Regions from separate parts of the Mus musculus genome. Here region 2 is linked to region 1. Evidence: chromatin contacts called from ENCODE Hi-C or POLR2A ChIA-PET data. All regions are on one chromosome and are shown on one strand. The core of a region is the stretch at or near the end of the contact, and the rest is flanking DNA. Distances in the headings are between cores, read along the strand shown.

Region 1 (5,127 bases), core at 1,353-3,852:
ATTGGCAAAGTAACGGGTTTCACTGAGTCAGTTTCAAGCTTACATTTTTCTACAGGTTCTCTTCCCCAGCACTTTACTACATCTCTCTGTCTGCCTTTCTAGTTGGTCCCCTTTCCTCCCATCCCAATATACACCTCTACTTTCAAGTCACATATATTCTATTACCCTCCCCCTTTCTTTCCTTAAGAGACCTGTTTATCCAGTGTTCCTCTTACATGCCCTGAATCACCCGAAAAAAATGCATACACACACACACACACACACACACACCAAAATAGAAGTTAAATTCTAAGATCACTATTTGAGAGGAAACAACACAATACTTGTCTTCTGAGTCTCGCTTATTTCATTTAACATGGTGTCCAGTTCCATTCATTTTCCTGCAAATACCAAGCAGATGGTATTTTCCTTAACCGCTGAATAAAATTCCATTTTATATTTGCACCATGTTTTCGTTATCTGTGCTTATGCTGATGGGCGGGCATCTAGGCTGGCTCGAATGCTTAGCTACTGTGAACAGTGCAACAATAAATATGGATGAGAAAGTATCTCCGTAATAGAATATAGAGTCCTTTGGGGATATGCCCAGGAGTGGTATAGCTGGGTCATATGATATTTCTATTTTCAGTCTCCTGAAAAACCTCCAGGCTAATTTCCATAGTGACTACATCAGCTCAGCCTTCTTGGGTTAAAGCAACTATTTCATATATAATATTTAATGTTGATTTTTATGTGGAAATTGAAACCTAAACCCCTTTGTCAAAGGCAGCTACATCTACTCTCTTCTGTATCATCTGATGCTTCTACTGTATGGTATTTCTGCAGGGTGGGATACAGATGCTAGGGCCTGAATTTCTAATCCAGCAACAGCCTAGCTTAGCAAAGGTGGCTAACGCTCATATGCAGATGAAAAGCTAGAGAGAGGAGGTGAAATAATAAAGCCCCGGAGAGGAAGGAGAGTGGTCCAGAGACAGAACTCAAGTTTATTGCCCTCCTGAATTTGGCATGCTACATAGACACGGGTCGCACATAAATTGTGAGTCCATTGGCAGTCTCTTTTCAAGTCTGTGAAGGATGGATCAAACTAAGCACAGTGGCTTTAAACACATCAAGAGCTGAATATTCTTCAACCAAATGTTTTTTTAGATTTTTTTTTTAATAAATAGCATTCCTTATTTACTCTGTGAGTGACTCTGTCTGTGTGTGTGTAGGCTGGGGAAAACTTGTGTGAATGGGTTCTCTCCTTCCATCATGTGTGTCCTGGGGATTGAACTTGATTCATCAGGTTTAGTGACACGCGTCTGCTTGTCATCTTGGTTTGTTCATGCCGTTAATATTTTTAGTTACTGGTATGATGACATACATCAAAGCGTTAACATAACAATAACGATCTTTTGAAATTTGGAAACCCGAAGTGTCCGGTATTATTTGATATAAACAGGGCCGTGGCCAAGATCCTAAGCTAATAGAATGTTCTGGGTGGATGCGCCTTGCCTCTGATGCTGTTTTTAGCGCGACAACTTCTAGAGTGTTGGAACCAGGTGGGCGTCAGCATAACTCCTCCATAAACAGGAAGTTCTTGTTGCCTCTGCATCTTTATCCCCTTTGCCCTAGCAACAGATGACTCTTACAACCCAATTTTGCAAGGGTCGTGGTACTTATTTCCTCCAAGAATGGCAACAAGGAGCACTGGGTCCCACAGGGAAGGAGCCCGGATCTTAGGGTGCATCTTAGAGTGAAGTGTCTGTGTTACACCCTTATCTGCCTCCAGATGCTGAGATAGAAATGGTGCCTGATCCGCCAGGCAGGCACATTTTCCAGGTTACTAAAGTCTCTGGACCCCAGCAAAGGAGAACCTTCCTGTGCTGCGCTGGGTTGGTCAATAGGATGCAAACCCTGGCCCAGCCTAGGGCTGAAGATGCTTGCAATGGAGTGCAGGGATAAGAAGAGAGGATTCTATAGCAGCAGTGGGGGGGGGGATGTTTGGATGGGGGAGACGAGATATACCACCCACCCCCAGCAAAAGGCTTTCATCCGCCCAGCGGAAACCTAGGGCACAGGTTAGCAAAAAGGGTTTCGATTTCCTGTGCAGAGCTGGGCAGGCTGGGCAGCACCTGCGTGGGGGTCCCGGCTTTCCTAGCCCCCGCTCCCGCTGGTGACTGCGTGGATTCGTGCTCACGCGAGTTCGTGCAAGTGGCTGTGGGGAAGCCAACGGTCCCGACTCCCCAGGATGCTGCGCATCCGGGACCACCTCCCCGCGTGTCGGCGGAGCAGGGGGCGCGGGCGCACGGCTCCAGCCGAGCCCACTTACCGGACTTGTTGCTGCCGCTGCAGCCGCCGGTGCTGATGCTGCGGGAGCCGTGCGAGCGGTTTTCAGCAGAGCCGTAAATCAGGCTGAGCCGGGTCGGCTCCCACGCGGGACGAGCGGCGACCGGGGCGGAGCGTGGCGCGGGCGGGACACGGGGGCGGCGCCCGGGGACGCGAGGCTGGTGCTCCGGCCCCGGGCAGCCACCCCTGGGTCCACCCCATCGGGGCCCCTCTAGCGGGAGATCCTGGGCCTTTCCCTTCACTCCAGCTCAGGATTCCGCTGACATCACGGGGAGGGATGCAGGATGGTCCCTGGGGAGGGAGGCGGGGACACGTGCCAGTCTTGCCCAGCCTAGTCTTGCTACAGGCCCAGGCAAGTGCTCCCAGTTGCAGGGGCGGCGAAAGTGGGCGTGAAGATGGAGCCTAGCTGGCTAGCCCCTGGAAAGAGCTGCCAGCAGGAAGGCTCTGATATTTATTTATATTAGAACTTCATCCAGGCAACCTGGCGGGGGGGGGGGGGGGGCACAGGACCAGCTTACTCCAGCCGTGGAAGGTAGTAGTGTCCTGGGACTAAGTTAAACAAAACTAAAGATAATAAAAGTGTAGAAGTTAAGAAACATAAATGCCAAACCCTGAGGCCTCCTCACTGAGAGGATGCCCCCAACACTAGTCTCTCAGTGGAGGAAAGATTTAGCTTCTGAGAAATCTCATTTCCTAATTGAAATTTCGGGATGTGTGTGTGTGTGTGTGTGTGTGTGTGTGTGTGTGTGTGTGTGTGTGTGTGTGTGTGTGTGTGTGTGTGTGTTATTTTGTTAAACCTGCTTTTAAGGGGCTGGAGAGATGGCTTAGCAGTTCAGAGCACATACTGCTCTTGCAAAGGACCTACACTGCTCGAATCAGCTGCTGGGCTGTCGTCAACGTTCTTTCACTGATATTCATACTAAGACTTTGATGACAGGTGCACGCCTGTAAAATTCAGGAAAGCAGTACCAGAGAGTGACTCCTACAAAACGGGGGTTGGCAGCTGCGCAGAGGCTTGCTCTCTCAGAAAATGTTATGCTTCTTGCGGTCACTATCTTAGGTCACTCTCTAAATTGAGCACGTTTATTCCAACTGTTTATTAAGCTGAAAAAAAAAGTTTGGTCTGAGTGTGCATTGCACACAACCAAGAGTCAGGGTGCACCCATCATCTTGAACAGCAGGAAGCTAATTCTGACTACCTTTGGGGCAGGATGCTAAGTATGACCTGGGAGAGTCAAGGGACCCAACGTCTAGAACTCAGCCCTCTCCCAACACTGAGGCAACTTGTTTGCCTTGCTTGGTCCCGAAATGTCTCCACTTCAGGTGAAGCGCGAAGACTTCCTAGGGCCATTTTTTTCTAACAATGGCATAAATATTATCACATTCTTCATTAAACCATATTTTACATTTATCAATACAATTTCCATATTAAATTGCATCGTGACAGAATGATTCGATAAAGAATGATTTTAGATGAAAGTAAAGGAGGGAAATCTTTTCAGGTGCAAAAGAAAAAGAATAACTCTTCCTTAAGAATACCTTTTTAAAGCTCACCTCTAAGTAGGCCAGTGTGACAGATGTCAGTGAAAAGCCATGGCTACTTCACAATGAGCTGAGGGTCGGTGACTTTAAAACAAAGCCAACACCTACAACCAGAGCCACAAGGGAGTAAGGCATGTTGGGTTTTCCTGGATGCATATGTAGTTCTGGCTACTTCAATACACAAAATGTTGTATTAACATATCCACAATCAAAGAAAAAACAATGACAGAGTTGAAACAAACAAAACAACAACAAAAACCACTTTATATCCTCTCTCATGACTTGTGCCCTTCTGACTGTATTCCATCCTAACCACCCAGTATTACTCTCCTTTGGGTCCCCTTTTTGGAATACTGAACCCACTGTGAACAATGTCTTGGGGGACTATGGGAGGGACTCCAGGAGAAAAGGCAGATCGTCATTTACCTCAAGGGCATCTTGTTCCCTGGATTGTTCTGGGACGTGATTCCATGCCCACTGTGACAAACATTTACATTCAGTTTATACGACAAGCTTATTCTTGTTGGATGTCAGAACATAGCTATAGAACCCAATCTGGTCAGTGTACTCTGATTCTGGATACGGCCTTCTGCCTTGCTTTCGTGTGTTCCCAGATGTAGCCTTTAGTATAGGCCAGGTAATTGTGTTTAAACAGGCCCAGCCTGAGAAAGGGCTGTTAATCTTCAGTGTGTGCTTACTGGTATTTATTTACACGTTTTTCTGATCACGTTTTCTGAACTATAACAACCTTCCTCAGATCATTCCTTTCTTTGTTACATTGTGTATAAAAAGACACAGAAACTGAAGTAAGGATGTCTTCAGCATCAAACTCTAGTCCGCCCTGTTCTTTCAGAGCCTCAGATTCCAGGTCCAGCAGGGAAGATCTGCACGGGTCAACTGTAGAGTCAAAATGCTTCCTACAATTTAGACTATCTTCACACTTACACTTGCCCCCATATATTATAGACTGGGACCTGCTTATGAGGAAGAAGAACTGGTTTATTTCTGAGTTTGGGTAGCTTCGCTGAATACACTTTCCAGGTCTAGGCATTTGCTTGCCATTGCCATGATTTGTTTTCTTTACCACTGAACAATATCCGGTTGTGTGTATGTATTAACTCCTCTGTATGCTTCGACAGTTAATAGACATCCAGATGGGTTCCATTCCCCCACTGCCCTGAATAGAGCAGCAATAAACATGGATGTGCTAGTGTCTTTCAGATGAGATGTAGAGTTCTGGGAGCCCTAGAGCTGGAC
Region 2 (5,127 bases), core at 1,087-3,586, 50 kb after region 1:
GGCTTGCAGCTCCAATCAGGATGTTCTCACTGTGGCCCTGTGAGTTGAGCACGTTTGCTTCTGTGTTCTTACCTCCTTTGCACTACGAGGATTACATAAGATGAAACACACAGAAAACTAAGCACAGTGACAGACAGCAAAGCACATCTGTACCCAAGCCAGCATTAGGTACATCTGCTGCTGCGCTCTCTGTCAAGTGTCTGTTTTTCCTCCATATCCTATGGCTGTGGAAAAGATTATTTATTACCTAAGCAAAAAGACTTCATTTTTTTTTAATTCTCACTTATGTGTATGTGTGTGTACCTGAGTGTATCTCTACATAGCACATGTGTGTGGTATCTGTGGAAACCAGGCAAGAGGATGCTGGATCCCTTGGACTGGAGTTATAAGTGGTTGTGAGCAGCTATCTGGGTGATGGGAACTGAATCTCGGTTCTCTGAAAGGGCAGCCAGTGCTCTTAACCATGGAGCAATCTCTTCAGCCTGCTCTGAGATCTCAATTCCACTATTTTTGTTCTATCTTGTTTGAGATTAGGTCTCATGTACTCCCGGCTGGTTTCAAAATCACTAAATAGCTAAGGACAACCTTAGTGATTGGCCCTCCAGTTTCCATCTCCAGAGGGCTCAGATTACAAACATGCAGTACCACACTAGCTCTGAATTCCAGTTTTTAATGAAGAGCATACTGAGAGGGTGAGGAAGACCCTCGGAGAGATGGCTTGCTTCCAGCGAGTTTGTACAATGGCCAAGAGCAATATCTAAAGCATGAATAAGTAAGGCTACCAAGCTGAAATGACTGGGAGAAATATGACTTTTCAGTAAAGTAAGTGAAAGAGGAATTGGCCCCAATTAAATTAAATTAAATGATAATCTAATTAAATTAAGTGGTAATCTGTACATTAAGAAAGTTACTGCATGGTAGAATAATTCAAAAAACAAATTGTATCCTCCAGGTCAATGACACTGCTTATCTTTGTTCTGCAGTTATTTTTTTGCTTTTCTTCTCCCAATTTTAGCATTTGCTAAATGAAGTGGTAAATTTTACAAAAGCATAAATGTGTCTTTTTTTCCTCCTATAGCAACCAGGGGAGAGGTTTAATCCGTCCTCACAGGCCCAGCATCCTTCACTACAGTGAAGGTTCAAAGGTCCAACTCCTGTTCAAATGTATCCCCCGCTGTAAAATACTAGATAACAAAACTTTCTCTTGTCCTCTGCTGAGGAAAAACATCAAAGAATTAGATTCTTAATCTCCCAGATTCTAGCTTAAATTCATGAGAGATTTGTGTGCCTGATAATGACTCAAACAAAACAAAATGAACAAACAAACAAACAGCCAAGGGCCAAAATGATTAAGAAATTAAAGATAGCAATGTCCTCTACTTTATGCTTTCAGTGAAACATTTTGAAAATTAGTTTCCTCTAACCAACAGTGCAGTAATGAAGGGATGTTTGTACTATGAAGTCAAAGTATGATTAATTTTAGAATACATCCATATTAAAAATGTCTTAGAACTAATAAAATTACCCCCAGAACTATCGGGTTAGTGTGCAGTAATTAAAGAGAAAATGAACATGTAAAATCTACAGGATAAAATCGTGATATATAACAGCCATAAGAATTAACAACTTGCAAGAGAATAGCTAATTTCTTTAAAGAGTTTCAGTTTATTAGAAAATGGGAGCACGAAACAACTTGGTTCATTTCCTATTGACCCATTTTAGGAAAAAGCAAATTGGTTATTAGAAAGTTAAAAGAGAAGCAGGAGAAATAATCTATCTTAATTGATCATTAATTAATGCCTACCAGTTTTTCTAACTAGATATTTGCAATAAATTATTAATATTGAAATGGCTCCAACAGTTTTACCAAGTGTTTGACATAAGTTATCTTAATGGTACATGAAAGCCTTCTTGTTACCCGTCTAAAATGAATAACTTTATCCTTACAAGCATAAATATCATGACCATAACAACAGATTCAGACACGTTTCCTCATTTTTTAAAAACAAATTACTCTGGTATCAGACATTGCTCATAGTACAATGAAACCTTTTCGTATTAATCTTGTTAGCGTAAAGGCTGCAGTGTAGCCCCAGGAAGAAATAAAGGGTCTCAGAAACATTTAGTTCAAGATGTAGGATTTCACCAAGTTTATAGGAGAATGGGGTTGTGAGGTAGGGGTTGAAAGGCTTTTTATTATACTTTACATCTGAAAAATTAAAGTCTTGTAATCGAGCACATGAAAGGCTGTCTAGTTATTCTTCCAACAATGCCCCTTTCTATTCAAAGCTGAAGATGAATTCAACCGCGCTGAGTCTGCCTGGGCTTTGAAGAAACAGATGCGACTATTGTTCAAGATCTGCCTTGAAAGTGAAAGCTTTGCTCGGCTCCCGAAAATTGTTGCCACTGTCAGGAAGGGGAAAAAAAAATATTGTGTCAGCGGACGAGTGAATACATTCATTCTATGATAGGAGATGCTGAACCATACCATAGTCACAGACAGCATCTCCTATGCGTATCCTGACCTGCGATATCCAGCTGATCAAAGAATGCCATCTAAACTCACAGGTATGCAAGACAGAAGTCAAGCAATATAGCAGATGCTACACAAGCAACATCCTTCCCTTCTCTCTCGTTTCTTCTTATTTAACTCTCTGTGACCTCCAACAACAGCTGGAAAGAGATACCACAGTAAAGCTCACCCCCACCCCACCCCACCCCCATTACCCATATACCTGAGAGGACAGAAGGCAATGGTCTTAGGGAGGTGAAGCACACCGGGGAAGCCACTACCTAACAATCCATGCCCACTAGTTGATCTGCCATCCAAAGGGTCACATCCAGAACACATCCTGAGATGTTCCCTTGAGATATAGTGATGCCATTTGAAGATACCACATCACTACTTCCAATAGATAACAAAGCTACCAATTTATCATATTTATAAAGATCATTAGGATAAAATAATGTGTCCCAGGAGCATACAAATACACATACACACACACTAAATGTGGAAAAAAAATCCTTTCAAAAATTTACCTTGAACCAAGAATCCTGTTAAACAAAGGCCAACCAAGCTCACTTCAACAAAGATACTGGACTTTGGGGAAGAAAATCTTTTATCAAAGAGATCTCTTGATCTTTTTCTTATAATGTTTATTTAGCATTTGGGGGGTATGGCACATTTGTAGACGCATGTTTGTCTCGGCACTTTCAAATGTGTATCAGGGTTATGATTATCATGGAAGGTCACCATTAGGAAGTGTCCCGCAGAGCTTGCTGGTGGTGAGGGAGCTCTGGCAATTTCCACAACAGCAAATGAGACTCTAATACTGAGATATTGTTGGCACATGAAGCAATAAAAGGCCATATCTGATGACCATGTTCTCCAGCTTGCAGAAACATCCATTCCAAAGGTCAGAATCAGGACTACAGGTGACGAAAAGTCCCATGCTGATATTAGATGCTCTTTCGCTTTTGGGATACTTATTTCGACTGGAAATTTTCTTTTGGTGAATGTTATAAGAAACAAGTGGTCACCTTCCTGTATGTAGAGAGAGCTTGAAGAAATGAAATTGCCATGTATGAGATGGAGTAAATTGGTAGGAAGGAATTAGAAAAGTGAGCTGCTGAGAGACAAGTTTTCATTTAGCGGTATAACATCGCTTCAACTGCTAACGGAGCCATAACTGCAGAGTGAAGCTTACTCACAGCTCAGTCAGTAGCTCCAAGAGGAGATAAAGCTATGTTTTTCCTACTCTCAGTTGTGTGTTCTGAGCCCCCAACCCTATTCCCTCCCGTGGTGGATGAGCGAGCGAATCCAGCTTTCTGGGTATCGAAGTGGCAAGAACCATTTTGCAATTCAAAAGATTCGGATCCCTTTGAGGCAGTGATTTTGAAAGTGTGGCTCTCTTTTTAAGTCCATTGACCATCGCGACAATAGGCATTAGGCATGACTAGCTGCTGAGTGCATCTGTCACACTGACCCACTAAGAAGGGGAAATTTGTGCTGGTGGAAGGGATTTTGCAACCTGGAAAATTCTTTTTATCTTTCTGTTTAAAACAATACTAATTATTCTATCACGGTGTTTAATATGTAATATTAAACTGTACTGCTATATAAAAAAAGTACAACTTTAAGAAATTTAAAAATAAATACAGACTCTAAGTTTGAGAGAAAATTACTTAATAGTCATTTGAACACAACTGGCCAGTGAAGTTTATATAGAGCTCAAACCATATTTTGAATCTTTTACACTTCTGAATGCGAACTAGGAAGGACGGAGATGGGTGATCTATTCCACGTGTTTAATAACAGGGGGTGCACTGGGTCTGGTGTGTAATTACTCATCACCCACTGTTAGCCTTACTGTGGTACCTATCAACACAGCAAGTACTTCCTACCATTACTATGGGGCCCTGCCGGACCTGTTTGGACATTCATACCACAGCAAATGCAAAGCCCAAACCAACAGTGTCACAAGGCCCAGTGTTCCCTCTCGCTGACAGCTGAAGTAATGGGTTTATGTTCTTTGTCACCAACGCAGAGCCTGCTAACCAGCCTCCCCCATTCTTAAACAAGGTGGTGGCACATTCTCCCAATTTTATATTTACCAGAAAGTACCAGGAAAGGCACCTTTCAGCTTTGCTCTTCTGCTTTGCTCTTTCCAATGAGAAGGTCCCACTGATAGACTGGCTTAAAAAGGCACATGGAGCTGGAAAACAAAGTGCTGTACCAAGATTGTAGCAACTGTGGTCAGAAGCCAGCTCAGTGTTCACTTTGCAGTCGCAATAAAAGCTAATCCTTTTCAACCTTAAAACAAACTTATTTTTCTAAAATCGCCTTCGGTTTTTTTTTTATTTTAATCGGTCAAACGGTTGACTTGTAATAGAAATTCAAAAGCTTTAGGCATCTTCGGAAGAGAGGGGACAGGTGGTCATTGAGATGTTTTGGATGGTAACAGCTCCACTTCATGTGGAGGTTTTCAAGCTTTTCATTCTGCAGTTATCTCACTTAGATCTCCAGTTTGTGTAGCTTCTCTGGTGTTTTCTTCTTGAGGCTGGCTCTAAAACAAAGAGTACATCAGCTCTGTGTTTCAAGTGGCACTCTAGACAAGTATTTGCGCA

What was found. A loop is a pair of places that touch in the nucleus more often than their neighbours do. ChIA-PET counts read pairs that join two places held with the same protein, here RNA polymerase II (POLR2A).
Region 2: a map of heart shows a loop between it and region 1 (2.0-fold over the local background). The contact joins the enhancer-like site here to the promoter of Zfp365 in region 1. A Hi-C loop is called at or near these places in 1 of 37 maps with a recorded cell type or tissue (heart). POLR2A ChIA-PET finds 5 or more read pairs at or near these places in 1 of 5 experiments (embryonic stem cell).

The regions. Positions count from the first base shown.
Region 1 is chr10:67,910,060-67,915,186 of GRCm38, forward strand. It overlaps Zfp365 (zinc finger protein 365), which reads right to left and starts at 2,603. Exons shown (of 5, transcript NM_178679.2): 1 at 2,312-2,603.
Region 2 is chr10:67,960,351-67,965,477 of GRCm38, forward strand. 4930521O17Rik (RIKEN cDNA 4930521O17 gene) reads right to left here. Exons shown (of 3, transcript NR_152797.1): 3 at 2,128-2,406. Among named protein-coding and RNA genes, the nearest start is that of 4930521O17Rik, 11 kb to the right of the region's middle. Within about 2 kb of position 2,337, at least 1 of the 3 ENCODE cell types and tissues checked has a DNase peak (open chromatin) inside an H3K27ac peak, as active enhancers do.